Linked DNA regions of Mus musculus: regions 2, 3 and 4 are each linked to region 1. A link is a loop called in an ENCODE intact Hi-C map of the cell type or tissue named here. Cell type or tissue: gastrocnemius. All regions are shown on one strand. Links, peaks and the distances in the headings refer to the core of each region. The heading gives the core; the rest is flanking DNA.

Region 1 (8,448 bases), core at 2,088-7,087:
CCACTCCTCCTCAACTTCCTTCTTCATTACTCCCAGTTCCTCTTTCTGGCTTCAGGGCAGTAGTCCCAGGATCTGCACAGACCATACCAGTTGGCAAGTGGCACTAGCTGAGCCACCTGATGCTTTGTCCTAGCCAGCTGCTAGCTCCCTTGCCCCAAAGTGCTCACTGCTTGGTGCCAGTGGATGCTGTGATCATGAAAGGGGTGCTTCCCTGAGGCTGCCTAGCCTCCAATTTTGCTTCTAGCCTATGCAGCAGCTTGCCCGGCTGGTGGCACCATTCCTAGGCATAATAGATCATGTGAGCATCAGATTCAGCCACAGGAATCTGCCCTCCCCTGCTGAGTCCAAAATAGCCATATAAGGGGCAGTATGGCGGTTTCCTGCCCCTGGAACAGAGCCAGCAGAGCGTGGGACTCCTTGAGTATTGGTGGTTGTTGTGGGTGTAAGGCTTTCTTGTATAATGTACATGTTTTCATGGTTCCCCTATGAGGAATGTCCTCTCTGCCAAGGTTAATGCCTCTATGATAATCAGAGACAGCGTGAGCCTGGGAGGCAAGAATGTGTTCTAGGTCTCAGCAAATGGTAGAATACTGTGGCGTTCAAGACAGCTCCTACGGCTGTGGGAAAGAACATTGAAAACATGAGTTCAAAAATAGATCATTTCTCAACCATGCAAAATGTGAATTGTGTAAGGAGTGTCACAGATCTGAAGGAGTAGGGGCAGCTACACCACAAACCATCTTGCCAGAAAGACACAAAATCAGGTAGATTCCTGAGTTCAAGGTCAGCCTGGGACAGAGGGAATTTAGGCCCAGTCATGGTCCACATGGTAATTCCAGGACAGGTCTGTGCTTGCTGACTCTTCCTAAGAAGGCTGAGGTCAAGGGATGCTGATTCATGGGATAACCAAAAGGAAACCTGGGGGAATGACTGAATTGATAAGTTAAAAAAAAAAATAAACTGGGCTTTTGATCTCTAAGAGTTGAGCTATCCAGATAATTTTTAGAATAACAAAAGAGAACTGCTTAGAGAAGAAGAACATAGAGCATTTAGAAAGCTGTCTCGAGCAGAACTTAGGCTGCCAGCTTGGACCCACAGTTTGACTTCAAGTCATTCGTTTTGCAGGTCTCCAACACCCTTCTCTCTATCTCAAACATTCCTTCTCCAAGAACCCCTCTCCAAGCTGAGGCTGAGGAGTCCTCAGCACTCCCCCTCCTAGTGTGGAAAGGAAAGGCTGCAGGCAAAGCATTTCTGACCTCTCCTTGACCTCTCTTCCTCCTTTCTTCATTCTTTAGAACCATGTGTCCAGGCAAATCCTTCCACCTCTACCAAGCCCAAGTCTTCTCTGCAAAGACTGTGGGGAAGCTGCTTGCCTATGACCCAGTGACCCTATTACTAAGATAAGCATAATTTGACTGCTGGTTTGAGAGCCAAATGAGACTGTGGTAGACACCGGAGCTCAGCATGTGCCAAGCACTGTCCTGGGAGCTATGCTTTCATTCATCCCTTTTATCTTTGCCACAAACTTCAAAGAGGAGAAGTGTTACCATCTCCTTTTCCCCCAGCAAAAACTGATGCAGGTGCCAAAAACACAGCTGCCTTTGAGCAGAGGTAGAACTTGAACCCAGGGAGTCAAGCTGCAGCCTGTGTGCCCAGCCCACAACATTAAGCTGTCCCAAGCATGCTTGCTACAAAGATGGAAGTGTTGTGAACACTGCATACCACTGCCTTCACTCTACCATCCCTATCCACAGCCTGGAGATTGATGGACTCTGCTCTGTGCCGGGCAGTAGAGGACCAAAGCCAAGCAATGATGTACAGCCTCCTGCCAGGGGGAAGCCAGCCTAGCACCTAATTGGATCAGACCCCCCTCCCAGGATTCCTCTACCTCCTCCTCTCAGCTCGCTATCTCTCCAGCCCTGCCCTGCCTGAGGTTCTGCAGCTGCCCCAGTTGATTTTATAAATGGCCCTTGCAAGAGGTGGGCACCTTGGCTAATTGAATCAACGCCCAGAAGGCAAGAGGCAGGAGGCTGGTTAACATCAAGGCCGAAAAGTGGTGGCAGCAGCAGCCTGAGGAGAGTCCCCAGGGAGGGCTGAGTGAGCCAGAGAGGCTCAAACAATCAGATGCTGAAACCTTTCCAGATGCTGAAAGTCCAGGTGGAACCTCCTGGGGGGGGGGGGGGGGGGGGCTGGCATCCCCTTCTCTAAGCGTGGGGCAGGTTTACTCAGATTAGCTCACACACACACACACACACACACACACACACACACGCACGCACGCACGCACACGCGCACATGCACGTGCACACAGTTTATACACTCTGAAGAAAGTAGGAATAAAGAGAAATGGGAGAGTCAGAAAAGAATGGGAATGACACAGCATTCAGCAGTAGTGAATTTGGGTACATGCCTCCAAGCTGGGGACCTGAACCCTGAACTCCTATCTGCCCTGATGCCAATGCATGGCTGTGGCACACAATGACATCTCAGTCAATGACAAGCTGTATATAAAGTCTGTAAGATTAAAGCAGATGAAAAAAAAATACCTCCTGCCTGGCATGTTTATGGACCCTCTTCTATCTTGGATGTTTATATATACACAAATACCATTATGTTACCAATACATCCAGTATTTCACATATAACATAGCTCTACATGTTTGTATCCTAGGTGAAACAGGCTATGCCACACATCTATAATATATACATATTACAGATATATTGTGATTATATAGAACATATATAAATTATATATTACATGCATATATGTGTTATATTTATATAGCAAATAGTATAAATTATATTTACACACAGACATATATACAAACATACCATGTACCTTAGGTACGCAGTTATATATCACATAGGTATAAAAATTCAGTGGTGCAAGATAACCTACAGAATCAACTAGCCTGGGCCCCTAAGGGCCCACAGAGACTGAACCACTCTCCAGGGAGCCTGCATGGGACTGACCTAGGCCCTCTGCACATATGTTACACTAGTGCAGCTTGGTCTTCAAGTGGGACCCCTAACAGCCGGAGCAAGGGCTGTTTCTGACTCTGTGGCCTGCCTTTGGGACCCTTCCCTCCTACGGGGCTACCTTGTCTAGCCTCAATAGAGGAGGATGTGCCCAGTCTTACTGCAACTTGATATGCCAGGGTTGGTTGATGGGAGCCCCCCCCCCCCTTCTGAAAAGACAGAAGACAAGTAAATGGAGATTGGCAGGAAGGACTGGGAGGAGGGGAAGGAAGGGAAACTGTGGTCAGGATGTAAAGTGAAGAAATAATTAATAAGCCGGGCGTGGTGGCACACCTTTAATCTCAGCACTCGGGAGGCAGAGGCAGGTGGATTTCTGAGTTTGAGGCCAGTCTGGTCTACAGAGTGAGTTCCAGGACAGCCAGGGCTACACAGAGAAACCCTGTCTTGTAAAACCAAAAGAAGAGGAAGAGGAAGGAGGAGGAGGGAGGAGGGAGGAGGAGGGAGGAGGGAGGAAGGAGGAAGAAGAAGAAGAAGAAGAAGAAGAAGAAGAAGAAGAAGAAGAAGAAGAAGAAGAAGAAGAAGAAGAAGAGAAAAAGAAAAGAAATAATTAATAAAAGAATATTCAGTGGTGACAATGTGTAGTGACAAATTTCTCAGAACATGTCCATTCATTAGACAACCTATGACCTCAATTAAAAGATTAAGCCAGTCTATAATAGTCCTAGATACACCTAAGTTTCTCATAGTATCAACAGGTACTAAGCAGCTTGCCTAGAGCCAGAGACCCATTCTGGGTGGCAAGGTCTTTGTAAATCCTTTGCTCGGGCCCACAATGGCAGGTCTGTTTCCTTCCTTGCCTGTGCACTTTCCCCTGGCCGCCTGGGTGGCTCAGCGGCTCTTGAAGGAGGCCTTGCCTCAGTGTGTCTGTCTGTGGTGCTCTCAAGCGCTTCTCTCCCTGACCCATCAGTGACCGCCTCTGCTGCTCCCCACTGCTTGCTCCTTTGAGTTGGGGCTAGGGGCTGGGGAACCTTCCGGAATCCCAGCTTCTGAGAGAGAGGGACATACAAGTGGCAGTTGCTCTGTAGTATTACTGGATGAATGATGCACACACATCGCGGTGACACAGACACAGCTAAAGCTAGCTAAGAGGCATTCAGAGCTCCCTGCAGAATGGGGCACACCCACTGGCTCATTTCCTCCGAGGACACTAAAAACCTAGTCAGCATTTCCCCAACAGCCTTCTAAGGACTTTCATTGCCACTCCCAGCTTCCCCAAATGCTCTACTTCCGCAGCTACCAACCCCTCACCCCACTTTTCCCCAATCAAGCTGTCCACCACGTCCCCTGGTGAGATCACGTGATCTCAGAGTAGAGCAACCAGAAAGTTCTGTCTCTTGAAGGTGAAGGGCGCAAAGAGATAGGGATCGGCTCAGGATCCCATATTTTGAAAGCGTGTTCACATTTCCGGAGGGGAATCCCAAGGTTCGGAAGACTCCCGAAGCTGCCCCTCACCACCAGATCCTTCAGGTAGAGAAATTCGTCCCTCAGGACCAGGCACCCACCGCGCCTCGCAAGCTTAGTCCCTAGTTGCAGTTTCCACAGGCTGGCACTGCCCCCTGCTGGGCACATTCGGGATGAGTGCGTCAAGTGCCAAGTGAGGAATCAATAATGTGGCCTTCTTTGCTTTGAGACACAAAGCGTCTACCTGACTCCTGCCCCAATGCTCTTCCCCCATGTCCTGAGGAGCCTGGGCTCCTTGGAGAATTGGACCCGCAGATTGAATGCAAACCTTGGCACAGACAAAAGTGGCAGAGAACCTCTTACCTGCTCCAGCTTACGTACTCCGTTAATAACTGTCAAAAGCTACCATAAGACAAAACCTAGGAGGCCACACACCCGGGGTCTTGAAGGCATGGATCTGTGTGTCTGTTGCTCATTACTCTCCTGGATGCTAGAACCTTGTCTTGCACTAGAACCTCACTGTGACTGGACAGAATGCAGCCGCCGTCTTTCTGTTTGGTTGGTTGGTTGCTTGCTTGCTTTTTTGCTTCTTTGGTTTTTTAGTTTTTCGAGACAGGGTTTATGTATGCAGCCTTGACTGCCCTGGAACTCTGCTCTGTAGAACAGGCTGGTCTTGAACTGAGAGATATGCCTGTCTCCGGAGTACTGGGATTAAAGACTCACCCCCTGGCTACTGTAGCCATCGTAATTAACCTCAGCATGTGAGGATCCAAGCTCACTACCTGAAACTTAAGTGTCGCCTTGGAAACCTCTCTTCTTCGTCACCCAAGCTGCACAGGAGCTAACTCTGTAGCAGCTTTTGAATCCCAGGAACCCTTTCAGTGGCATCTCTACGCTATACCTCTCACCCCCAAGTCCAGCTTCCCAGAGCTGCTGTCCCTAAAGATTTATTCCTGTGGCATTCCTTACCCAAGAGCCTCAAACCTCCCTTCCTTCTCCCACTAACAATGAGCTTCCCACAACATACTCCGAATCTGCTGCTGCCGACACTACCCCTCCACCTACAGCAGGTTTCTGTGTTGCTAAGACCTCCCAATGTTCATGTCGTCCTAAGCCAAAGAGGCATGGGGCACACCTGACCTACCAAGAGATTGGAGGCCATTGCCAATGCCCCGATGCCGGCGCTGAGGAAAAGGAGCCCATCCATAGAGATCAGCTGATCAAAGTTCAGTGTTCAAAATGTGGTTTCTACTGGATGGATGTTTCCTGCTATCACTAAGTCAACATTCCAACTAAACAGTGATGGAGCAGCTCGCTCTGGGTCCAATTCCTTCCTGACTCCTTCTGTAGCTTTAGTATTGTTCCTTCCAAGATATCCTCTCTCTCTCTCTCTCTCTCTCTCTTTCTCTCTCTCTCCCTCTCCCTCTCCCTCTCCCTCTCCCTCTCCCTCTCCCTCTCTCCCCCCAGACCCCTTAAGTACCATCAAAGCCCTTCCCACCCTGAAAGGCCCACCTCAAACACCACCCTTTGCTATGAAGTCTTTCTTGGACATTAACTGCTTCTGAAGCACCTGGCCTTGGGCTGCCTATGTGGCACTTAACATTCCCTTCTCAAGGACAGCCATCTGTGCCTTGTCTCTCTCAGCTTTACACATATATGTAAGGAGGGGTGGGGTGGGAATCATGTCCTAGGAAAGGCTGGCCAGGACCACACAACCGGTAAGTCTTATTTCTAGTGCATAAAAGATACAATAAGTCACTCATTTCTTGGGACCCATGAGATGGTTCAGCAGGGAAAGATCGCCAAGACTGATGGGCTGAGCTCCATCCTGGAACCCATGGAGGATGGAGAGAACTGATTCCTGCAAGTTGTCCTGCATCCTCCATGTGGGAGCTGTGACAAGCCCTGCCTGCCCATACACGCAGAAGTAGATAAATGTAAAATCTATTAACTGCTAAGTCTTTCTCGAAATCCAGATTTGCCATCAAACCCTTCACGCATCCACTGCCATTTTTCTGTCCTTGCAAAAAGTAAAAAAGCAGATGTTTGAAGGTTTTTCATGCTTTGAATGGACCTCATGTTTCATATGTTAAAAACAAAATCTCCCAAGTTATATGCTCATGGATTTGGAAGCAGGGCTTTGGGATTGGACGATGAGGGCACTGTTTCTGTAGATGAATGAAGTGATTCAGGAAGCAGTGCATGATCCAGGGAACAGCCTTGCTTTCTCTCTATGCTTGCTGTCTTCTTGTCACATCATGTCCACTGTGGTATTATCATGCAAGAAGAAGGCTCTCACTGGATACCATAAACATTTTGTGTTTGTGGACTCCCCAGCCTGAAGATCCACAAGCTGAAAATAAAATCTTTTTTCTTCATAAACTACCTAGTCTGTGGCATTCAGTTATAGAAACAAAAGACAGATTAAAATAAAGATTTTCCTAGGGGGGGTGGGAGGGTCCCAGACCTCCTGGGGCCTCTGACCCTGTAGACAAATGCTGAGGACCCAGCAGAGGCCCAGGGAAGACATCCCAGCCAGTGGAAGAAGCACTCGGCAGGTCAGCCCCAGCATTCTCTCCCCTCACAGCATTACAGGCCACAGAAGAGTAGTTCGAAATTGGTTTAATGTATAGAAAACTCTGGGAGCTAGAGGGACAACAGCTACTCTCGCTGCTAACCAGAAGCCAGGGTTGTCCCAGGAACAAAACATCTATAGGCAGGAGGCCTGCCCACACCGAGGAGCCAGGACATCTGTGGAAACCCTTTGTCTCTTAAGAGAAATGGCCCCAGTTCCCTTTAGACCCAAGGCAGTGGGAGGAAGTGGAAAAGTGTAGGAGGAGGGTGGGTCCCTCCAGGGCCCTCTTTCTGCTCCAGGCTAGTGACTCACACAGTACACAAATAAGGCACACCGAGCCTGGGGCCCAGGAAGGGGCAGTAACCAAAAGGACTCTACCAGAAGCCACCATTTCCCCTCCACAGCTTCCGAAGACCTCCCTGGGAACCACATATCCCATCTTCTGGCCATCCCCTACTTTGGGCCTTTTTTAAGTATGACATTGTCATACTCAGTTGCCTGTGGCCAGTCAGGCACAGAGGAGTCTTGCTGGAGGGAGCTGGGACCCCCATCGGCAGTGGCCTGCTCCCTCCATGTCTCCCCTGAGGGCCTCTGTGTCCTGTCATAGAGGGACAGGGCAGCCACACCCTCAGGCTCATCATATATATGGTCAGGTAGAGGGGCCCCAGGATCCTCCTGAATGCTGTCATACAGTGGGTCGGGAAGGTGTGGAGGGGGGCCCGTCAGGAGGCCCCTGAAGCTCTTCCTCAGGGAGTGAGCCACCGTATCAAAGGGTACGGCATACTCCCCCTCAGGGGCCCCTGGCCTCATGCCAGGCACCAGTGTGCCAGGGGATGGAGAAGGCAGAGAGTCGTGGGGCCGGGAATAGGGGCTTTCAGGTCGAGGCAGCACAGTGGGCATCATGGGCCCTGTGGCTGGCAGGGATGGAGGCCCGGAAGGGGTGGCATTCTTCTGGACAGCAATGACCTTTTCTAAGGCTTGGAAGATCTCATTGCCGTGTCGTGTTTCGAACTCAAAGTTGCCCTCTCCAGAGAGACAGCGTCTGCCAGCCTCAAAGGAAAAAGTTGCCTACAGTGAGGGGGGAAAAGAGGGAAAGAACTGTTCTTCCCTGGACTCCACCCACATGGAAAAGTGCTGACCCTGGCACCAGAAACTTCTCTTGGAGCTCTTGGAGCTCTTGCCCCTCTGCCTCTGCATTTTGTTTGTTGGGGTTGGTTGTTTACTTGGGAAAAGGCTCTCACCATGTAGCCCAGGCAGGCCTTCAACTCTGTCTCCTGCCTCAGCCCCCTCAGTGCTGACATTATAGCTGTGTGCCACCACATCTGGCAAGAACACGCTCCTCCCCATCCCTTCTCCACATCATCTCTCCTCACCTAGGCCTCTTGGCTTTCACTCCTTCCCCTCCCACCTCTGCTGTCTCTCTAGATGACCTTC
Region 2 (5,000 bases), core at 1-5,000, 110 kb before region 1:
CACATGAAGGAAGAAAGACTTGACTCTGGGCTCTGCTCCAGGGAACAGGGCATTAGAGTGGCAGGGGCTGATACCTCCTGTTCTCCCTTAAATGTCTGCCTGGTGTCTCTTTCCTCTCGTGGGCACAGTTTCGCTGCCCTTGCTTGCAGCCCGTCATCCAGTTCATCCTCTACCCTGTCATCTCCCTTTCTCTATCACCATTGACCTCCTAGGAGGGGGTAGCTAAATTCCCCAGATTCAAATCAGGTCACCCTTTTACCAAGTTCTTCCTTCCTTCTGGATCCCTGGCCAGATCCATCCACCCCCTTCCCCATCGCCGCCCTCCCGTGGAGCCCACCCGAGCTTACCCTCCGTCAGCCCCAGATGGATGCTCCAATAGATCTGCAGACACTGCAGCTCCTTCTTCATGCCCCGCTTGCAGCGGCAGTCATACAATGGGCTTTCCTGCAAGACCTCCAGGGCCGCCTGGCACTCCTTATTGGCCAGCATGGTATTGCGATCCCGGCCTGCCAGGCACTGCCGAAGGGTGCGGTACCTGGAGCTGCAGTTGGATTCAGCCGCACACAGCTCATTGGCCCGGACACAGTCCACTTGGGGGCGCCAGCCGTGGAGCTCAGAGCCCTGCGGAGAGGAAGGGCTGGCCAAAGAGCGGAGGGTTTCGTCTGGGTAGTGGGGAGGGAAGACAAGCGTGAATGAGGGTCATCATAGTCTCTGACCCCAATGTAGGCCTAAGGTTTGAAGGAACTTCTTACCCTCTCCATACCAAAGTACACCAAGACCAAGGTCAACGTAGACCCAACCTAGTCAGCCATGCTCCCCTACAACCATGGTTCACATTCATTTTCTCCTGAGCGCAATCCTAGGTGGTGGAACACAGCATGCTAAATCCAGGAAGGCCTTCACTGAAACTGCCAGTAGGCTAAGATGCCAATAGTCCAGACAGAATGACATGGCCTCAACATGGAGTGGCAAGGGTTATGCAAAGGGATCTTGTCTCGACTCCCAGTGGACAAACCTCCGCTCCATCCAAGGCTCCAAAAGTCAGTTAACCCTCAGAGCCTGTCTGAAACTTAGGAAGAACTCAATCAACATCAAATTCCAGGGAAGCTCGGGTCCAACTCAAGGTCACACACAGAGAAGCAGCAAGCCCCCTCCAGCCCCTCAGTCTCGTCATTTCTGTTATCATTAGGCCTTTAGAAGACAACCAGAGACAAGCCTAACTCAATCCAGGAGGCCCAGCAGAGAGAAGCAAAGACCCCTTTCGGGCCTTGCCTTTCTGTATCTGCCAACTTCACACCAGACAGAGGCCTGGCAAAGTGTCTGCACGGGCCAAGTTCTTCCCCAGCTCCCTGCAAGAGAGACCTCATTAACCAGAGCACAGGGGCAAACCCACTCCCCGTGCTGCTTCCCCATCATGACCTCTCCCATCTCTATCTCCCATCATCTCCTGTTTCCTGTCTCCCAAGGGTTCTGTTCTCAACCGACCTCACCACCTTTTCCTTTTAAATGTGCTCTCTCTCTCTCTCTCTCTCTCTCTCTCTCTCTCTTTCCTTTCCTTCATACACTATTCTGAAATCCTGTCTTTTTTATATATCCTTCCTAAAGCAAATTAATAAATCAACTCTAGAAAGAAAAGACTTCTCCTCCTTTGGGCCCTGCCTTCCAGCCTGAGTATGGCTTCAGCCCACTCCCTCTTATCTGCCTCCCACAGTGTCCCCAGAAGGGAGGGGCCTGAGGACTGGACATGAAGGGCAGAGAGAAGCTGGCCGGACCCTTTCAAAGCCAAGCTTCCAAAATGGTTTCCTCCAGACACAGGCGGCATCTTCCTGTCTCCCTGTCCTTCCTAAAGCCCTAACTCCAGACCCTGCCCCCTCAAAAAGCCACATCTCTCTGCCAGAGCAAAGACTGCCTTCTGCAGGACCCAAAGAATAATTTGAGAGGCTTTCTCCACTCCCTCCCACCCAAAAGAGAATAAAACTCTAGGTCAGTCATCCCTTCCTCAGAATACTGCAGAATCCCCCTACTCCATCCTCATTCAGAGCTGCCACGCTCAGGCCTTCTCCCTAGGAGGCCCTGCTCATGGGGGAGCTACTGCAGGGAGACAGCGACACCTACAGGTAGAGCTGCACACAGCAAGCCTGTCACTCCCCAGAGCTGGGAGGGGCGGGGGGGGGGGGTGAGGGGGATCATTCCCAGTTGGAAACAGCAAAGGAGATGAAAGGGAGTTGGCCTCCCGATGGAGGAGGCTCCAATTACAGCAAAGGAAAATTTCTTCTCTTGCTGACCAAAACCCTGGCCCAGAACAGAAAGAGCGGAAGGATGTAACCACACTGAAACAAGACAAGTCGTAGAAACCCCCATACAAAGTGGAAGTTGCTGAAAGCAAGGTCTGCCCAGGCACTAGCCTGAGATGTGTCCTCCACTACAGCTGAGGTAGCAGCTTTCTTTCAAGGCTTCAGCAGATTCCTGCATCCCTTTACAGGACTCTAGTGCCTCTGGGCCACCCAGGAACAGCTGAACTACCACGCCCCCAACTCGCACCTGTCAGCTGCTCTCAGGCAGCCAGCCAGCTCTGCATTCTCTCTGACTTTGTCCCGGGGTTCCATAGGACTTCACCTTCCACCTGATTGAGCTAAAGGTTTAACTGCCCAAGCGGAACACAGAATGGGACATGCTGGCACTCTGGCTGGGTCTTCTATGGGCTCAGAACTTACACGAGTTTAAAGTCAGTCTTGGCCTGCCCTGCAGCTGAAGCCAAAATCTCCCTTGATATCCTTAACACAAGCCTTTACTGGCTCCCACACCAGTCTCAAAGGGCTTCCTCATCCTGTCAACTGATGTTCATGAAGGGCAAGAATAGTTTCTGCAGAGGACCAGGACATCCTTTTGATCATTGTCCCTATCTCTGGGACTCGGCTTCAGAACTCCCAGAATCAACCAAGCCCAAGCAGAGAAGGGAAACACAGTAACCGGGAGAGGCTAGCCAAGAATCAGAAGAAAAGGCTACCTTCGTGGCCTGGAGGAAGAAAACCTGGAATTATCAAGAATAGACAGTGTGGACCAGTTCCAGGGAGTGCCAGGGAGGGGAAGGCAGAGGTCCACATTGCCCTCCTGTGTCTACAGTCCCCTCAACAGCCAGAATGTGCTAGAATACCACGGGGGGCCTGGTGCTCTGCCCACTCTGTTTCCTCTCTCCATGGCATCCTATGCCAACCTTGGAAATCTGGATGGTTGGGTTTAAAAGCCCTTTCTCTATAAGGTAAGTCCTCTGACATTAGGTCTCACTCAGAACCTTTGAGAAAGGCATCTGAAGGGGGCGGGACATGGCCCCAGCCAAACTGCTGATTTGAGACTGAAATCCCAAACTGCTAAGGAACCGCCACACTAAACAGACTTTCCAAGTGGTTCCCAACTATATAGTCATCTAGCCAGGAAAAGGCTTTTGGATTTAAGTTTCCTTCACACCATTCATCCCAGCCTGTCAGAGCTTTTCAGACTCCCCTGGCCTGCCATTCCCTTGAACCCTTTGCCCTGATTTGGAGAGGGACTTTTTGAGGGATAGGGGACTGAAGGGGCATAACTCAAGGAGGCATCAGGCAACCCCCTCCTCCTCCACTTTCCATTTCAGCCCTTGGGGAGCAGGCAGTGGCGGACATCTCTGCTCTCGGCTCATAATCTCTACACACATACGTGCAAATACGTGTACACACCCATTATGGGCAGGACGCCCATTGCCACATCTGAGGAGAACTGACTCCTCAGCTAGGATCACCCAATGTGCAACATGGGGTCTGATACTGGAGGGTATTGTGCTCATATACCACTGCCCCTCAGAGGGGGGCCCCTATACTTGGAAGCATGCATCCTTTATGAGGGAGGGGTGTAACTCAACAGCAGGCAATCTGGCCACTTTTTACCTGAAATGCAATGCTTTCTTCTTCGCTCTGATCATTCTAAGACCCTAGAAAGCTACGTTTTCAGACCATTAATGAAGATAAGGTCAAATTTTGTGACAGTTCATTCAGAATGAGAGTTCACTTCCCCCAAGGCTGCTGGAAAGGGATGAAAGTGAGCCCAGAGCATCTTCTACCCTCCTACCCTGTCCCTCCCACCCACAGGGTTACTGACATGTGGAGAAAGCAAGTATGGTGAAGGCCACACCCCAGGGCAGGGCTATGTCCCCTGGGAATGCATAGCTGGGAGGTAGAAAGTCTGTGAGCAAGCAAAGATACAGCCAATATCTATTCACCCTGACTACAAATCCCCTACAATCTGGAGGGCACTTCTTAGACCATGCATATCTTCCATAAGCAAAGGCTACCTCCCTGTCTGGGCTATCCAGAGCCCTTTTCTGCTGAAGGTAAAGGTGATTTCTTGATCCCTGCTTGGTAGCCAGTTCATTCTGGTCTACCAACAAGCAGAACAGCACCTGGACTAAAAGCAGATGTCACACACACACACACACACACACACACACACACAAACACACACATTTTCCAGAATTCCCTACCAGTAACCTTGCCTGGGAACCCTGGGTCCACACATAGCCTTTAGCTTTGAAAGCATCTTTTCTTTACCTGTAAACTATTCCTAGACCTTGCTTCCCAAGCAGCTGAGATTTTACAAAGTATAAGGGGAGGTGGGGAGGCGCCTGCTGGAGCTCAGAACCACTGGGCAGCCGCTCCTCCCTGTCACAGAGGGAGGGGGCTTATGGGGTGAGCAGTAAGTGGTCTTTGTTAAGATCTGTTTTCTCCCTTTTCCTGCATTCCCCCGCACCATCTTCTTTCCAAGGAGCAAACTTTGGCCTCCTCTTTCCCGTGTCACATGCCCTAGGCCCCTGGGTTGTTGCTCTTGAAGGCCTTGAACACCCATTTGCAAGCCTGAGCTCCACCTACCCATCTGGCTTGGAAAGGGAGGCCGTGGGTAGGGAGAAACTTGCAAAGTGCTACAGAGAGTGGAGAGATAGGGTGCGTTCCTGAGACTGATTGGCAAGTAGGAGG
Region 3 (8,448 bases), core at 1,459-6,458, 890 kb before region 1:
CATCCCCTGGGCTCTCCTCCAGTCTTTCAGCTCTCTGTGATCATCGCAGCAAGGTGCTGTGCTTACCTTTAGTAAGGTAAGGCTGTATATACTGGAAAGAAATGCTGAGAATAGTGGGTAAATTGGAGGGGGTGGAGCCTAGGCCTTTCTTAAGAGGAAAAAAAATGTTGGTTTCTATGAATAACAGGAGAAGAAGAAGTAGAGAAATAAAGAACATGGACTTTAAAAGCTTTTGCCTTCTAGGTCTAGCCCAGTGTCTAGGCTGTATTAGGTACTCAGTGAAGGACAGAAGGACAGGAAGTGAGCTGGGACCTAAAGAGGGGCATGAGAGACATAGAGAGGACCAGAACCTGAAGCAAAGGATGAACAAAAAAGGCCATGGGCTTCTCATGGATGCTCCTACAGCTGTGGCATGGTGACTGTCACAATTCCACTCTTCTCAACTCCTCCCCGAGAGTCTCAAGTCTCCTAGTCACAGATGGAAATAAAGAATCAGATGTCCAGATGAAGACATATGAGATCTTCCTGTGGACAGGAGATATAGCATACAAGAGTGTGGTAGTCACTGGTTTATAGCCTAGTTTAGCCACTGTGTCAGGGTTCTAGAACCATGTGACATATCCCCACACACTTAAGAGGTTAAAATAGTTCATGTTCATTAACCCAGGGTTTAGGAGGGTCAGAAGCATGGCTTAGGTTCCCCTGTTCAGGGATGCTATCTTCAAGGTGAGTTCTAGATTTGGGGTCTTCTCTCAACTCCTGAAGTCTTGACGGAATTTAGAAACTGGTTGTTAAAGGGCTGACCTCAGCTCTTAGTGGTGGCTACCCATATCCTTGCCATGTGTCATTTCCCATAAATGACAACCCTCTTAGATGCTTCAGAGAACCTAAAAAGCATGGCCACACAGTGACATCCATCACCTTTGCCATGTCAGGTTAGAAGTAAGTCAGGGTCTCCTGAGCTCAAAGAGAGGAGCATGTATATCAAGGTGTGATTCCTTCCTTGTCTGGCTAAGGCGTGTCCCTGAAAAAGGGGATCTCCTTGCTCTTCACTTTCCTCTTCCTTATATAATAGCAATTTAGAGCAGTTAAATAAATTATCACCTGCAAAGCACTTAGAATAATGCCTGATTCGTAGTATACATTATTCATCTTTACTAAATGATTTTTTTTAATTAATGGCTAAATTAATTTACAATTACATATCATGCATCAGTAGTTAGGAAGGTGGCTGACTGTCACAGGTTGACAGCCTAATGCCAAAGGCTGGGAGCCAGCACCCTAGTCTCCCTGTGCTGAGACCTTCCATATGTTTACTCCCTCACAAGAAAGCAGAAGAGATGAAGGTTACATAGCTGGAAGTACCTAGACTTCTGGAGAGAGGAAATGACAGAATTCCCTTGCTTTCTGCAGGTCTCACAGAGCAGGCCTTTCCTCTTTCACTCTGCCTCACTTCTCTGGCTCTCAGGAGCCAGTCTCTTCTTTGCCCCCCTTTGCTTTCCCTCTGAGATGGGGTACAAGCAATCCAATGATTCCCCTCTTTCAGTGAAATGTGTAACAGCTCATCTCCCATCCATCTCCCTCTTTCAAAGGTAATTTATGCATAGCTTCCCTTATATTTGCAAAACATAAGAAACCCTTTAAACACAGAGACTGCTTTCTGTTTCTGAGGTGGGTTCTCTGGTTGCCATACTCACAGGCTAATATTTGAGCATGTTTGATTCAGTGTAGCTGACACAGAAACCACTTAGTCGTTTCTCCTACATCATCCTAAGTTAATGCTCCTGACAGCCTGCAGGAGGCTTTTCAGCAATTTTTCTATTTCAGCTTTTTTCCCCTCTGTCTCCTGCCACCCTCCCCCCACCTCCCCCCTCCTTTCCTATAAAATTTGCTTTCTGCACAAAAGCTGATCAAACCTTTGCAATTTGTATCCATCGCATCTTAAGACCAAACTGAAAGGCAAGTGGAGCCTCTGACTGGCAATGGGGCAGCCCAACCTCTCAGGGATGGATTCTATTTGTGCCTGATGTGGAGGGATTTAACTGTTCCGGAAAGATAAGAGATGCTCTGTTTGCTGAGGTCCCTTCATCAGAGCACCTATGCCTGGGGTGCTGCCAGACTGCCTGTGCAGCTTCCTGCCAGGTCTAGGGTGGCCTCTGTGTCCTGCAGTATGCTTCACAAAGCCAGTGATTTCTACAGCCTCAGGCTCCAGTCTCAGATTTGATCCCTGAACCCAAGGGAAAGATGACAGCCTATGCTAGAGAAGTACATAGATTCTTCTCTTCTTCTCCTCCTCCACTACCTCCTCCTCCTCCCCCTCTTCTTCTTCTTCCCTGTCTTCCTCTTCTTTCCCTTCCTTCTCCTCCTCCCCATCTGTCCTTTTGGTTTTTTTTTTCATTAGTTTGTCTCTGTATCTCTGTCTGTTTCCATATCTCTGACACTTTTATTGTACCTCTATCTTTCTGATTTTGCCTTTTTCAGTCTCTTTCTTTTACTGAAACACCCCCCCCCCACACACACACACAGAAGCAAGCACATAAAGACTCAAGCATGCACAGGCTTGCATTGTCATACTCTCACACTCTCACACACATTCATGCACATGCACACACACACACAAACACACACACACACAAGCAAGCAAGCACATAAAGACTCAAGCATGCACAGGCTTGCATTGTCATACTCTCACACACATTCATGCACATGCATACACACATACTCACTCACACTCTCTCTCTCTCTCTCTCTCTCTCTCTCACACACACACACACACACACACACACACACACATAATCACATGAACATTCAAGCACACCCAGGCTTCACACACACACACACTCACACTCACACATACACACACACAGAAACACTCAAGCACACACAGACTTGCATATTCATACTCTCACACACATTCACACACATGCACATGTATACACATACACACACACTCACACACACATACATCTTAGACTCTTGTTCTGGTGGGACTGATGTAACTTCTGTCTTCTTCCATCCCTTCCTCCTTTTCCTTTGCATTCACCTCCTCCTACCCTTTCTCAATTCCCTGGACAGCAAACTGCCACCAGGATACATTTTCAATTGGACTGTGTCAGGGAGATTTGCAAACTGAATGTCAGGAAGTCATTCACCCCTAAAACAGTGAGAAAAATCAACTCAGCTTGACCCTCTTCCCCCACCACCCCCCAACATACACTCTCTAGTATAGCCCTGCCCCCTCCCCCACAACCAACTCTGAGTACAGAGGATTCCCAGACCCCTCAGCACAGATGCTGCCTGGTCAAAGCCTACTACTTTCCATCTAGAGCGGGGTGGCCAGCAGGGGGCAAGCTGGCCTCACAGCTGACAGGCCAGGAGGCAGTGACAGACAGCACAGGGGCAGGGAGTAACAGTGGCCACCCTTTAGTGGAGAATAGGATGCTTAAGGATCAAACTTCTCCACAGCTGCTATTCTATTTCCTGGGCATTTCTAAGGCTCATGGCCAGCCAGGAAGAAGCCTGAGATGCTGCAGGGCAGTGAAGAAAGAAGCAGTCACTCCATCTGCCACATCTGGAGCATAAACATCATAGGCAACACTGCCACTTCATGGTTTGAAGACGAGCAAACTAAGTCTCAGGCTCACTAAGCTGGTTACATGGCAGAGAGCCTTTGCTCTAGAATGGTCTGCTGCACATAGACCCTTTGCAGACTCATGCCCTGCTCCTGCTTGTGGGTGACTTTCCATAGCATTGTTCTCTCTCCTGATTTCTCTTCAGCTGGCTGTCTTCGTCTCTAGTCTGGGGTATGAATTCAAGGGGGACTGGGGCGAACCACATTTTCACAGGGAACAAGGTGGTCTGTAAAAGGCTCAAGCCCTAAGTATTTAATGAAGGTTGGGAAACACTGTAATGAAGAGACTGAAGAGTGGTCTTGGCCATAGCTCAGCCATTACTCAATGGTGCACCCACAGGCCAGTTGTCTGGCATTTCTGTGTCTTTACTGCCTTGACTAGAAGTAAAGAGGTAATATATAGATGGCAATGTGCTAATTAGGCATATTAGTTACTTTTCTTGCTTTTGCGACAAGCTAACTAAATCAATTGAAGTGTTTATTTTCGCTCACAGTTTCAGGGTACAGTCTGTCTTAGTGGCTTCTGGTCACTTTGTGCACTCGGCCAGGAAGCAGAGCAAGAAGAATGCTGGTTCTTGGATCATTTTCTCCTCTATACAAAGGCTGAGGCCTGGGCTCAAAACGGTACCAACTACATTTAGGTAGGTCTTCTCCCACGACTTTACTCAATCAAGAGACTCTCACAGAGACATGCTCAAAGGTTTTCTTTCAAGGTGATTCTCAATCCAGTCAGTTAATAATGACAATCACCTGGGAAACCATGAATCGTTGTGTGTAGGTGGGGGTGACCTAAGGATTCTGTGTAGATTGTATATAGGGGCACATGCATATGCACAGTAAGTGAGATCCTAAGAGGGATGTATTAGCAGAGGAAGTCCAAGAACAGTTACACAGAATGGCCTGTTAGTCACATCCACCTGTCGTGATCTGAGATATAATTCCTTCTGTTCCCTGATACTGGAACTTAAAGGGCCATGGAAAGTATATAAGGACCTTGGACTCAAATCTAGGAATATTTAGGGCAAGATGCAGACAGGTCTGTAGTCTTAGACACTCACTAGCTCTTCTGAACCTCCTTGCTTCTTATCTGCTGGCAACATCTTGATTCGGGTTTGTGGTGTTGAATACTCAAAGGAGATTCTGGAAAGATGAACTTACCTCCTCTCGGTTCTCTTTGTCTCACTGGAAGAGAATGTGTCATTGTCACATCAACAGAATGCCATCCTAACTACTCACCAGTCTTGGCTAAGCCAAGGCTGCTGTCCAATAGCTGGAACATAGCTTCGGAATCATTTGTACAAGTTCTAGCATGCTAAAAATTGACCCAGGTTGTTTCTAGGGTAAACTGAAGTGTTATACCTTATCTACAATGACAAGTTGAACAATCATTTTTTTTAAAACAGCTTAGTTGACTATTAAGATCTGTTCTTCAATCATATTACTTTAAAATAATGATAAACTCTGAAGCAAAGAAAATAAAATACTGAGAGGGTCTAACAGTGGAAGAAGTGGGCAGGAAAAAGAGAAGACATTCCTGTTTTGAGTTGTGACAACCAAGATGTCAAGTGTCGGTTATGCCTAAAAGCCTAAGATGTTTTTAGTTCTAGCTAACAATACTATACCCTTCACCCTGGATTATATCTTTTGTCACTGTCAGAAGCCTACTGATTGATAGCCATATCCAAATAACCCACCAGGCACCTTCTTGCCTCTTCCTGTCTCCAGATTGGTGCTGCAGCATAGAGCTCATCCTCATACAACGTATATCTTCTGAGCAGAGCAATTGACAAGGATGTGCCTAGGGACCAGACATCTATCAGGCAGGCTATAGTAAAAATCCAGACCCAGATGACTGGCTTTGTTTTATGCAGTTTTCATTAATGGAAATTAATTGGATATCATTTCATAATGGCTTGATTTTTCTCTCTTTGCAAATATTGCTGGAATATGAAGTTTGCTCAATGTGTATTTGGATCACTTGGGATTTAAAATTTAAATTTTTAATAGAGCTCCAAATCAGAGAGTACCCACCAGTTCAGGGAGTACGTGTTGATTGTACTATGAAGGTTCTATTGACTGATATTGAGCAAAAGAGATTGGAAGATCTGTAGACATAGCAAATCTCAGACAAGGAGGTAGGATTATGAAGGGTATGGTGTCAAGAGGCAGCAGTGGAGAGAAGCATTAGCAGGACCAGCGGATTCTGACAAAGGATCCAAGTCAGGTGCCTATGATGAAGTTTCAAAGCTGGGGTGTGGAAAGATGAAGATGCAAATGAATCTTCACTATCAGCTCTAAAGATGGTTGAAGAAGGCGTGATGGAGACCTGACCCTCAATCCATAGACTACTGAGGAAGAAAATGATCCAGGAAATGTCTTCAGTCAAATTCTAAAGTATCTATAATCCAGTGGAGACTTAGAAAGCAGACATGAATTAGAGCAGTAGCCCAGAGAAATGCTGTGGCAAGATGCTGAATCAATATGCTGATGATCCCACGCTACTCAATGATAACTTGGTCAAGGAAGAAATAAAGAAAGAAATTAAAGTCCTTTTAGAATTTAACGAAAATGAAGATACATCATGCCAAAACTTATGGAACACAATGAAAGCAGTGGTAAGAGGAAAACTCATAGCTCTGAGTGCCTCCAAAAAGAAACTGAAGAGAGCTTACACTAGCAACTTGACAGCACACCTGAAAGCTCTACAACAAAGAGAAGCAAATACACCCAAGAGGAGTAGACAGCAGGAAACAATCAAATTCAAGGATGAAATCAACCAAATAGAAACAAAAAGAACTATACAAAAAATCAACAAAACCAGGAGCTGGTTCTTCGAGAAAACCAACAAAGTTAGACAAGCCTTTAGCCAGACTAACCAGAGGGCACAGAGATAGTATCCAAATTAATAAAATCAGGAATGAAAAAGGGAGACATAACAACAAAATAGATCTTAAAATAATTATTCTATTTGTTGAATATTAACAGTTGAAAATATTAAAATCATGTTCTAAAAAAAATACTGTTGCTCCTAAGGGTAGGATTATCCTGAATATAAACTGGGTGTTAAACTACAGGTGGCTTCCTGCAGTAACTTTGTAACCCTAGCTCTAAAGACAAGAGAAGTAGGATCAATGATATTGTATCAGAATAAAATCCAATGAGTTTCCCATAAATGTTTATTGTTACACATGGAGGTAGAATATAATAGTCTCAGATTGTGTGACACCCTGACACTGCCTATTTTATATAAATTTTATTTATTAATGTTAGAGTTTCAAGAAAGTTTATCAAAGGTCCCAGGTCCATGATGCTCAACCATATAAAATATTACTAGAAGATAAAGATTTTTCACACCTCAAAGAAAGATTCCTCCAGGCTCAGAAACCCAGAGGAGCTGTAGGTAAGTAGAGAATGATCTCTATCTGTCCCTTCTGTTGTCAGCCAAGGCCAAGGAATCCATGGCAACAGAAATTCTGGGCTGGCAATGGCACTCATAGACAAAACTGTGTTCTGGCTTCTCAAGGAGGTCTCAGGTCCACGCTAGGCTGTCTGGCTAACATAGTGATGACTTCCTAATGAAGGTGTTTACAAAGACAGTTGAGCTCAGATTATAAGAGTGAACAATGACTAGGTAAGCAATCCTTCTCCTCCCTAATTCTGGTACCTGGACAATCCCAGTGTGGATTAATCAAGATCCAACAGCCTTTCTCCTAACCCAGCAACCAAACTTCACTGCAGATAGATATGGGCTCTAGAATTGGACTGGGCTTCTGTGGGGCAGTGGGCAATGAGAGGTATCCTGGTCCTCAGTTGAGCTAAAAGGCTTTGAAGCCCCCCAGAGACCCTAAAGGACTGGTTGGAGCTTTGCCTGTTTCTGGGTACCAAGCCCCTGTCCTGTATCAGCAGACCCCCATAGAGTTGTGGCCATTAGTCACTTAAGAACAATGCTCCAAGTCCTTCCACATGTACATGAGGCATCCTTAACATCTCAGACCAAGACAATAGGAAAAGAGCATGATGTGTGGTCACCTAAGTACAAATACAGAGAACTCCATGCTAACAAGGTACCTAGAGGCTGGGAGGACATTGCCAATAAGATCCTTTCCCAGACATTCCTTGCTGCAAAAGGTATTTAATCTCAGGCTCACCCTGAAAAGGGGGTATAGTAGTTTTATGCATCCATTTTCCGCTATGACAATAAAGGGTTTGGAACCACAAACTTTCTCTTTTCATTGAGATCTGCCATGGGGAGCCATGGAGGCCTTTGCCTACAGACCCACTACCTAATCTCCAGTAGAAGGTGTCTCTGCACACCCAGCCACTACTGCCACCAAGCCTGCTGCCCATCAAGCCAAGGACTCTCCCCCATAGAACTAGCTGGAGCTCCACTTCCCCCACCCCAGCCCCAAGCTAAACCCAGCCAGCGCCCCCCCCCACCCCCCATACACACACTGTGCTTAGCTCTTCTTTGACTCCCAGTGGTGCCTGGATATCCAAGAGCCTGAGAACCTTGTGACCCTAGCCTCATTGCAGGCCCCAGGGACCCCTGAGCCAGCCGGCTTTCCCACACCTCAGACTGAGCTTTCTCACCCTCAAGCCTTGGCTTAGAGGTTCCCTACAGACCCAAACCTGCCTGGCACAGTGTGAGATAAGCACAGTCAAACTCCCTGCGTTACACTTCTCCAAGCGGCCATTCCCTGTGACTGAGCAGACATGGAACCCACAGTCCGTCTGACAATCCTCTACAACTGGCTCCCAACATGGGACAATCTAATACTAGATGTCTACAAACTATAAAATAAGGAAATGTTCTGAAT
Region 4 (8,448 bases), core at 1,723-6,722, 1.6 Mb before region 1:
TTTTGTTCTGTAACTAAAACACTTCATGAAATCAATTCCACTTGGGAGTTTTTTCTTCTCAACCAGAAATCTGTGTGTCTGGGCCATGGCCATCCATATTTGGCTCATGAATAAACAACCTCTTGTTCCCTTTGAGTTGATCACTGCGTTTCTTATCAGCAGAAGACATTTGGACTGTCTGGGTGCTTGGGACTTGAGAAGGTGAAGATTCTTTTTCCATCCCTAGAAATATTCATATTCAGCTTTTGGAGAAGTCCTGGAGAGTGACTAGTCCAATGAACCAGCGCTCACTCACAGGCTTCCCTGGCTGGTGGGGCTCCAGGGCACTTGCTGGAGGGTCACTCTAGAAGCCCCTTCATCTTACAGATCTGTGACACTGTGGACTCTCACAAAATCTGCACAGTGACACAGTCAGCTCCATGGAGGCTCTCCAGGTCTGTCCTCCTGGGACATTCTCGTCTCCGCTGTCAGTTCCTGCCCGGGTGTTTAGTGGGGATGGACCCTTGTGTGGAACACTAATGGATGAACACATTCACACTTAAGGTTTATTTGGGATTATGGAAGGAACTGCACCCCATCCCATGACAAGTCTCTCAGGCTCCCCTGCTGAAGAAGCTCAAGGAAGCTCCTCCAACCGTGTACATTACACACTCTTGGCAGAGTCGTACTAAGCATCCCCGGGCTTCAATGCCCTGAATACAAGATTTGGGATTGGGATTACAGGGATACCACCACACCCTGCTGAAGAACAATTTTTAGTGATTTTAAAAAGTGTTCCTTTGATCACCTGAGAGGTGCTAGATACACAGCTTGGATACCTCTCTGCTACCTGTCCCCAGGGGATGGTCTGGCCAGAGCAGATTCAGCTCGTGCAGGAGGTTGGGAGAGTTAAACAGTGCTGGGCAGCACAATGCATTTCGTTCTTTTTACTTTAGGTTTAGTGTACTGGCTAGTTTTGTGTCAACTTGACACAGGCTGGAGTTATTACAGAATAAGGAGCTTCAGTTGGGGAAATGCCTCCATGAGATCCAGCTGTGGGGCATTTTTTCAATTAGTGATCAAGGGGGAAAGGCCCCTTGTGGGTGGGACCATCTCTGGGCTGGTAGTCTTGGGTTCTATAAGAGAGCAAGCTGAGCAAGCCAGGGGAAGCAAGCCAGTAAAGAACATCCCTCCATGGCCTCTGCATCAGCTCCTGCTTTCTGACCTGCTTGAGTTCCAGTCCTGACTTCCTTTGGTGATGAACAGCAGTATGGAAGTGTAAGCTGAATAAACCCTTTCCTCCACAACTTGCTTCTTGGTCATGATGCTTGTGCAGGAATAGAAACCCTGACTAAGACAGTTTAGAGAGGAATGAAGGTCACATAAAGATCTTCCAGCCCAAGGCATACAGTTCAGACAAAGTGCTCGCTCACTGCTTGGGTTTGTCTAGGGCTTGAAGAAGAAGAGGTAGAGATGATGCTTGTTTGACTCTCTAGAAAACATCCCAGAGATGGCAAAGCGTTGGGTACAAATAGGTATTTCCAGGCCCTCAGTCATCAGTGTCAATATCTACCCCCCTACCCTACCCCTTCTTTGCAGGGCAGGGAATGGAACCCAGGATCTCCTGTGTGCTAGGCCCATACTCTGGTACTGATCTTCATCCCCACTGAAGTTTCTTCCCCTCCCTCCCTCCCTCCCTCCCTCCCTCCCTCCCTCCCTCCCTCCCTCCCTCCCTCTGTTCCTTGTCTTGCTATATAGCTCAGAGTGACTTCAAACTCCCTATGCAGCCCAGCCTGTTCTCAGAGTCTCTCAATCTTTTTGCCTCAGCCTTCTGAGCTCCACCATGCCCATCCAGTAACAACTTCTTTCTAAGGTACCATGGATACAGTCTGGGCCCTTCCCCTGAGCCCAAGCTAAAGGGACTGTGGCCAGTTTGAGCATGGCAAACCTTACTCTTCTCCCCATTCCCTCTAAGGACTATTCCCTTATTTGGCCACTTCCTCCTCCTAAGGCTGACTACTGAGGTTCAGCAGTCAAAAGTGTGTCCCCCCCCCCCCTGCTCACCTTATTAACATGCCTGATTAAAATTAAGCACCTTGTGCTAACATGGGGTTTCTTTCCCCTTGTACCTTTATAAACCACCATATTTGTATGGGCCATGTCTGTCTCCTCTCTATCCACAGACAGTCCTTTGTCCCATGGTACAAATACCCCTTCCTCTTCTCCCCCCTCCTCTGTTCCCTTCCCAATCTCTCTCATTCTCTATCTCCTGTCTCTGTCTCTTATTCCCTGCCCTCTGTACCTCAAGGGAAAAATCTCACGGATGCTGAGAACTTGGTCTTGGGGTGTCTTGAGCTGACTCCCAGGTCCCCACAAACTCTGTAACAAAGGCTTTCGGCAGTCAGCTCTCTCCAGATCCCCTGGCACTGTCGCTTGCTGCCACTAAAGGTGCCTCTAACAATCCCGTGCCTTTCCCATGATCATGCTTGCACACCATGTGTGTGCAGGTGACCTCAGAGGCTGGAAGAGGTTGTTGGATCCTCTGAAGCTGGAGTTACTGGTGGCTGTGAGCAGCAGAGACTCTTAACAGCTGAGCCATCCCTCCAGCCCCCAAACTTCTTTAAGATATCCCCCCAACACCGGCCATCCCCCATGAGCGGTTGCTGCTTCTTGGTGTGTTGTGGGGCGGGGGTGGGGGGGTGGGGGGTGGGGAAGGAGGGGAGGCCAGGGCCTCTTGTATACTAGGCTGCCTCAGATTCCCTATATAGCTGATGATGGTTCTCCTGCTTCTGTCTCTTGAGTGCTGGTATCTTCCTGGAACTATAAAAATCACTATTGAAAAAAAAAAAAAAAGACTTTGAGTGTATAATGGGAATAGGGCCAGAGGACAATTTATAGTCGTTTGCTCTCTTTTTCTGCTGCATGGGTCCCAGGTCATCAGGCCAGCAATTTTACTCACCGAGCCATTTCAATGGCCTCTTATCACTTTTGACAGAGACACATCCTTGTTTCTGTCAAGATCTAGATGCAATGTGTTAACTTCAATAAGTTACCTGTAACTGATTCAACCTGGGATGGGCTCCTCCTTGTGGTCCTGCTAGCATACTGTATAGAGCAGTCTATATACAGACAACTACCTTCCATGGAAAGCCTTATGTATTTATCTCTGTGTTCCCAGGGGCTAACCTCATGTCTGAGCCATACTAAGTGCTCAATAAATATCTGCTGTGTGAATGGAATGCATGCATGCAGATCTGGAGTGTCCGTTTGTGAGGGCTTGCGTGGGCGTGGGTGTGTGTGCATGCGCGTGCGTGGGCGCATGCGACCTAATCGCAATATGTTTGAGGCAAAACACAGGTCAAGAGCTTAAAGTGAGGAGAAATATATCGGCTACTTGTGCCCATCGAAAACCCCAAAAATAAAAAAATAAAAACGAAGGGAGCAGAAGCGCTCCTGTGTGACCCCTTCAGGAAAACTGGCGTCCCTACGGAGGCCGGCCTGAGTGAGACATTTCAGACATTTCAGATTACCTGCCTTCTGAGCAGATGGTCCTCATTAGGAACAATTCCAGCTTCCTTCGAGAACTTGTCTTTTCTATGGGGCTCCCCGGCTGGCTGCCTAACTAACTCCCTCATCTCTTAATCTGGCTGCAGAAGACAGTCGATGTCCTTGTGGGCTGCAAGACAGTATGTGTCCAGCAGAGGGCGCTGCTGTCATTCGCTGGCCAGGCATCTCCGGTAGAGAGATTGCGGTGGGATTCTGCATGTGCTCTTGGCTGTGACCACCAGCCTGCTTCTAGTGGCCAGCTGGTCGTTTTACTGAACTGCCGAAGAAAGATAAGAGGGTCCAAATGGAGTCTCTTCCTGCCATCCCGCTAATGGGGTCAGGTCCCTGGCTGCTAAGGATGGTGCTCCCTAGATGATGCCCCACCCATGGCAGTTATCTGGGAGGACCAGTAGTCCTGCTTGTAGCTGGGATCTGAGTGAGTTCTCTGTCCTTTCTTCTGCTTTGCCACCACAGGCATCTTTGCAATTCTCTTCACTTTCCTGTCCCCAAACCAAACCAAACCAAACCAAACCAAACCAAAAAAGACAAAACACAACAACAACAAAACAACTCAGGCTCCTCCCACCAAGGCAGAACCCCTCCCCCCAAATAATGAAACCAATCTTAAATCTGATTGAGCCCGATGTGGTGGCTCAAGTGTGACAGTAATCCTACCAATCAGTAGAGTCATGGTTTACATCGTCATACCCCATCCCCAAACCACACTCAAACACAACACAACAGAACACAACAAAACCAAAACCGAAAATATCTCTTCCCAAACACTACAGCAGCGCAGCCAGGCTTGCTTTTGCGATCTGATCTATCATCTCCTTTCACATTTGCTTCTCTAACCTGGCGATAGTCAGCTTCCAAGCTTCCAAGCTTCCAAGCTCAAATCTCCCCTCTTCCTAGATCCCTCTCTCCCCATCTCTCTCTGACGGTGTCTCATTATGTTGCTTAGGCTGGTCTTGAACTCATGAGAACTCTTGAGACATGGCTGTTCTTTCCCAGCCTCTAGAACACCCAGAATGACAGGCATGCACTCTTACCTCTGGCTTCGATGACATCCTTTTGATGATCCAGTGCATTTATCTGCACCAGACACGCTGGCACATAATTATGTTGGAAAGCTGATGTTGAGGTGTTTAATGCTCATTCATCTAGCTGTTCAGTAACCATCCATCAAGCACTTATTATGTTCCAGGCACTGGGCTTATTTGTTAATCCAGGAGTCATTTCTGATGGCGTTACTCCACCCTATCTATCAGCGGACTGAGAGAAGCTTCTGAAATCATGCTGGCGCCTGCTCTCCTCCCTTTTCTACTTCTTTTGCTTTGCACACTATTTCTTGTCTGGACTTTGAAAATTGTCTTCAGCATTGTCTTCTGTTTCCATTCAACTCCCTGATCCAATGGGTGGGGGGCGGGGGGGGAGTGACTTGTAAAAGAAGAAGAATTTAATCATGTGTGTTGATCCCCTTGGTTAAGATGGTCTAATGGTATGTTGTGTCGTCGTATTTTGAATCAAGAGGAAACAGAAGTGGAAAATAGTTGGCTGTGGTTGTTCAGGCCTATATTCACAGTATTCACAATGCTGAGACAGGAGGATTATGAGTTTGAGATTAGACCATGCTACATAACTACATAGTGAATTGGAGGCCAAGTTGGGCTACACAATAAGAGCCTGTTTATTAAAGGAGGAGGAGGAGACAGAGGAGGGAGAAAAAGAATAGGAGAAGAAGCAGAGAAGGAAGAAAAAGAATAGGAGAGTGAGGCAGAAGAAGCAAAAGAGGAGAGGACGATGAAGGGGAAAGACGGAAAGGAGGGAGAGGAGGAAAAAGAGAAGAAGGAAGGGGAGGAGGGGGAGGAAGAGAGGAGGTGGAGGAGGGAGGGAAAGAGGGAGAGGAAGAGGAGGGAGGGGAGGAGGGAGAGGAGGAGGAATCTATCATTTCATTCATTCAGTCTATGGGCCATTCAGCTTCTGTCTCTGTAGCCTCAGATCCTTCATCTCTAAGTCCGGCCATCTTAGCCTTCTGTCCACATCAGGAGCAGCCAGTTCCCACCAGCCTTTGTTCCGGCCCTTGTACTTGCTGCTTCTGCCTGATGCTCTTTCCAGATGTTTGTGCTGTTTCCCCAGCATCCTCACTTACATTTAACCCAGTGCCAGTGACTTCAGGATGTTCCCATAGTCTTGTTGATTTACTTGACTGTTCCTGTCCTCACCCCCGCTGGCATGTTAGTTCCAGGATAGCTGGGGGCTTGTTGGGCTTCTTTGCCACTGTATAGCTGGTTCTTACTTGACACGAGAGTCTCTCTCTCTCTCTCTCTCTCTCTCTCTCTCTCTCTCTCTCTCTCATACATGTGTGTGGCTGTGTACGCCACAGTACTTGTATAGCGGTCATAGGACAGTGTGCAAAAGGAAGTTCTCTCCATCTGCCGTGAGTCTGGGGATTTTCTTCCTAGTCCTCCCATCTTTACCTCCCTAGTATTGCGACTACAGGTGTGCATCACCACGACCAGTTCCTGTCCTGCGAGGGATCAAACCCAGGGCTTTACAAACACCAGGCAACTTCTGTAGCAACTGAGCCACACCCCCAGCCTCCCTGCGCTTTCTTGCATCAAGAAAGGAATGGACCATTAAATGATTGTGAGCACAAACCTACCCAAGACGAATGGACGTAGCCGTAGCCCCTGCCTTCGGATAGTTCACAGAAAACTGATAAAGGAGAGGGGCTAATAAACGCTTCCAACTCAGTGAAACAAGAGCTATAATGAAGATAAGCACAGAGGCACTATTTGAACACAGATGAGGGAATAATTAAATTTACCGTGTATAAATGAGTCTTATCTTCCTGCTTATGCGGTAAGCTCCTTAAAGACAAAGCACATTCTACACTCCTGCGCTGTTCCCCACTGCAGTGGTCTGTAAAAGCCAGCGCCTGGATAAGCTTCAACACCATCACCTGCAGGGCTGAAGAAAACATCAAGGTCTCTGCTTCTAAGTGGCTGGAGTGGAGCCGTGGGGCCTGATTGCAAAGTTCCCTGGGTGTTTCTGAAGTGCACTGGCTTAGGGCTCATGCTGTCTAACCCAGGACTGGGCACACTGCTGCAAGGGCTGGATACTTGACCGTCCCACAGTACCTCTTGTCCAACTCCTTTCTCTTCCGGAGTGTGTGAGTGAGCATGCGCACACGCGCGCGCGCGCGCGCGCGCGCACACACACACACACACACACACACACACACACACGTGTCTGAGGCTCACAGGGGTGGGCAAGAGTGCGAGAGAGATGAGCAATCATTCCTTTTCCCCAGTATGACGGCTTTAGTGGCACTCATATCTCTCTGCAGGACAGTTATTACCCACCTTATGGGTCGTTTTATTTTTTTAAATTGAGCAGCACACCAGCCTTCTATTAGTCCTACCCTGGTAGAGAGTTTCAGGCCAGCCCAGGGCCTCAGCCTGTGGAAGGCACCTGGGGTTGCATGGGCCTCAAAGCTTGTGGGCCTAGGAGTGTATGCGGAGATGCAAGGTGAATGTCTGTTACCTGGGCTACAGTATATGATGATGACCTACCAAGGTTCTTATGCACATCTGTCAGAGACCCAGGCTATATGGGCTGAGAGCCTGACAGGCAAGGTTGGCAATGACTGACTCTGACATTGCGGACTACTCGGATCTTGGCTTCATCCTTGTTGTTTGTTTATTGATGAAACATCATCCACATTTTACTGGAACTCCTTATGTAGCCCAGTCTGGCTTCCAATTCACAGAAATTCTCCTGCCTATGTCTCTTGAGTGCTGGGATTAGAAGTATGAGTCATTACATCTATACACTCCTGGTAGCTTGGCCTTGTAGTGGACCCTGGCCTGTTAAGCCAAGAATCAACCAGGAGGCTTGAATGTTGGTTTTAGAATTTTTTAAGGAGGAGAAGTCTAGGGGTAGCAATGTTTTGAAGGATGAATAAAAGGCATGTTCAAGAAATATGCCTGAAGTGCACTTCTTCATAGTTGATGGCTTCTGGCAGAGGAGGGGATGGGGAAGGACTCAGTTTTCTCTGAGGGATTGGCCACTGGGAGTTTGACCATACTCCAGTGATTATATGTGCAACACGAATTAGACTTGGTATTTTTTCCTTTTTTGGGGGGTGTGGATCACAAGGGAGGGAGGGGTGGATCGGGGGGGGCGGGGGGGTAAATGAGATCAGGGTGCATTATGTGAAACTTCCACCTAACTAATCAATAGAAATATAATGTTGGGGGGAAAGAACTGCATTGGCTAGCAAGTTCTCCTGGATAGTGTTTATTGTCAAGTTGGCACAACAAGAGTCACCTGGAAACAGGGAACTTCAATTGAAGATTGGCCTGCCAATGTATCTGGGGGACACTGTTTTGTTTGCTAATTGATGTAAGAGGTCCAGCCTACTGTGGGCGGTGCTATCCCTAGGCCTGTGAGTCTAGGCTGTCTAAGGAAATCAGCTGAATGTAAACCACATTCACTTACACACACAGGAGGAGGGATGGAGAGAGGGACACACACACACACACAAGAGACAGAGAGAGAGAGAGGAGAGAGAGAGAGAGAGAGAGAGAGAGAGAGAGAGAGAGAGAGAGAGAGAGAGAGAGAGAGAGATTGACAAAGAAGGGAGCACTTAGAGTTCCTGCCTTGGCTTCCCTTACTGTTGGACTGTAATCTGTCAGCTGAAATGAACCCTTTTCTCTCCACCCCCCCACCCCACCCCGTTGCGTCTGGTCATGGTATTTATCACAGTAGCAGAAAGCTAACTAGGCCCCAAGTGCAGTGTTTTCCTTGCATTGTGAATAGCCTGACGTCTGATGACGTTTATTAGGAAAGAACAAAAGAGGGCCTCCCTCATGCCACCAGCTCATGTCTCTTCTTGTCACCACTACTCTTCCTCAA

Evidence for each region. Hi-C counts contacts between places; a loop is a spot of excess contacts. Peaks named below come from ENCODE experiments on the same cell type or tissue, not always from the same donor. Only the 100,000 strongest peaks of a DNase experiment are listed, where the experiment ranks them.
Region 2: a loop joins it to region 1, with 5 times the contacts of the local background. A loop is called at or near these places in 13 of 42 quality-filtered maps.
Region 3: a loop joins it to region 1, with 29 times the contacts of the local background. A loop is called at or near these places in 18 of 42 quality-filtered maps.
Region 4: a loop joins it to region 1, with 5 times the contacts of the local background. A loop is called at or near these places in 9 of 42 quality-filtered maps.

What each region holds. Positions count from the first base shown.
Region 1 is chr14:70,777,093-70,785,540 of GRCm38, reverse strand. Dok2 (docking protein 2) reads right to left here. Exons shown (of 5, transcript NM_010071.2): 5 at 7,047-8,082. The coding sequence ends at 7,468. Among named protein-coding and RNA genes, the nearest start is that of Dok2, 6.9 kb to the right of the region's middle. In gastrocnemius, for the core only: a CTCF peak has its summit at 4,599 (motif pointing left); a DNase peak (open chromatin) is centred at 4,585; H3K4me3 peaks cover 717 bases; H3K27ac peaks cover 469 bases.
Region 2 is chr14:70,891,434-70,896,433 of GRCm38, reverse strand. It overlaps Gfra2 (glial cell line derived neurotrophic factor family receptor alpha 2), which reads right to left. Exons shown (of 9, transcript NM_008115.3): 2 at 348-662. Among named protein-coding and RNA genes, the nearest start is that of Gfra2, 3.8 kb to the right of the region's middle. In gastrocnemius, for the core only: a CTCF peak has its summit at 2,111 (motif pointing left); DNase peaks (open chromatin) are centred at 3,159, 3,716, 4,171, 4,935 and 5 more places; H3K4me3 peaks cover 2,131 bases.
Region 3 is chr14:71,665,513-71,673,960 of GRCm38, reverse strand. All of the region lies in intron 1 of Gm34819 (a long non-coding RNA gene), which reads right to left. Among named protein-coding and RNA genes, the nearest start is that of Gm34819, 49 kb to the right of the region's middle. In gastrocnemius, for the core only: a CTCF peak has its summit at 3,343 (motif pointing right); DNase peaks (open chromatin) are centred at 2,084 and 3,348.
Region 4 is chr14:72,367,345-72,375,792 of GRCm38, reverse strand. No RefSeq gene overlaps it. Among named protein-coding and RNA genes, the nearest start is that of Gm9195, 90 kb to the left of the region's middle. In gastrocnemius, for the core only: a CTCF peak has its summit at 3,675 (motif pointing right); a DNase peak (open chromatin) is centred at 3,686.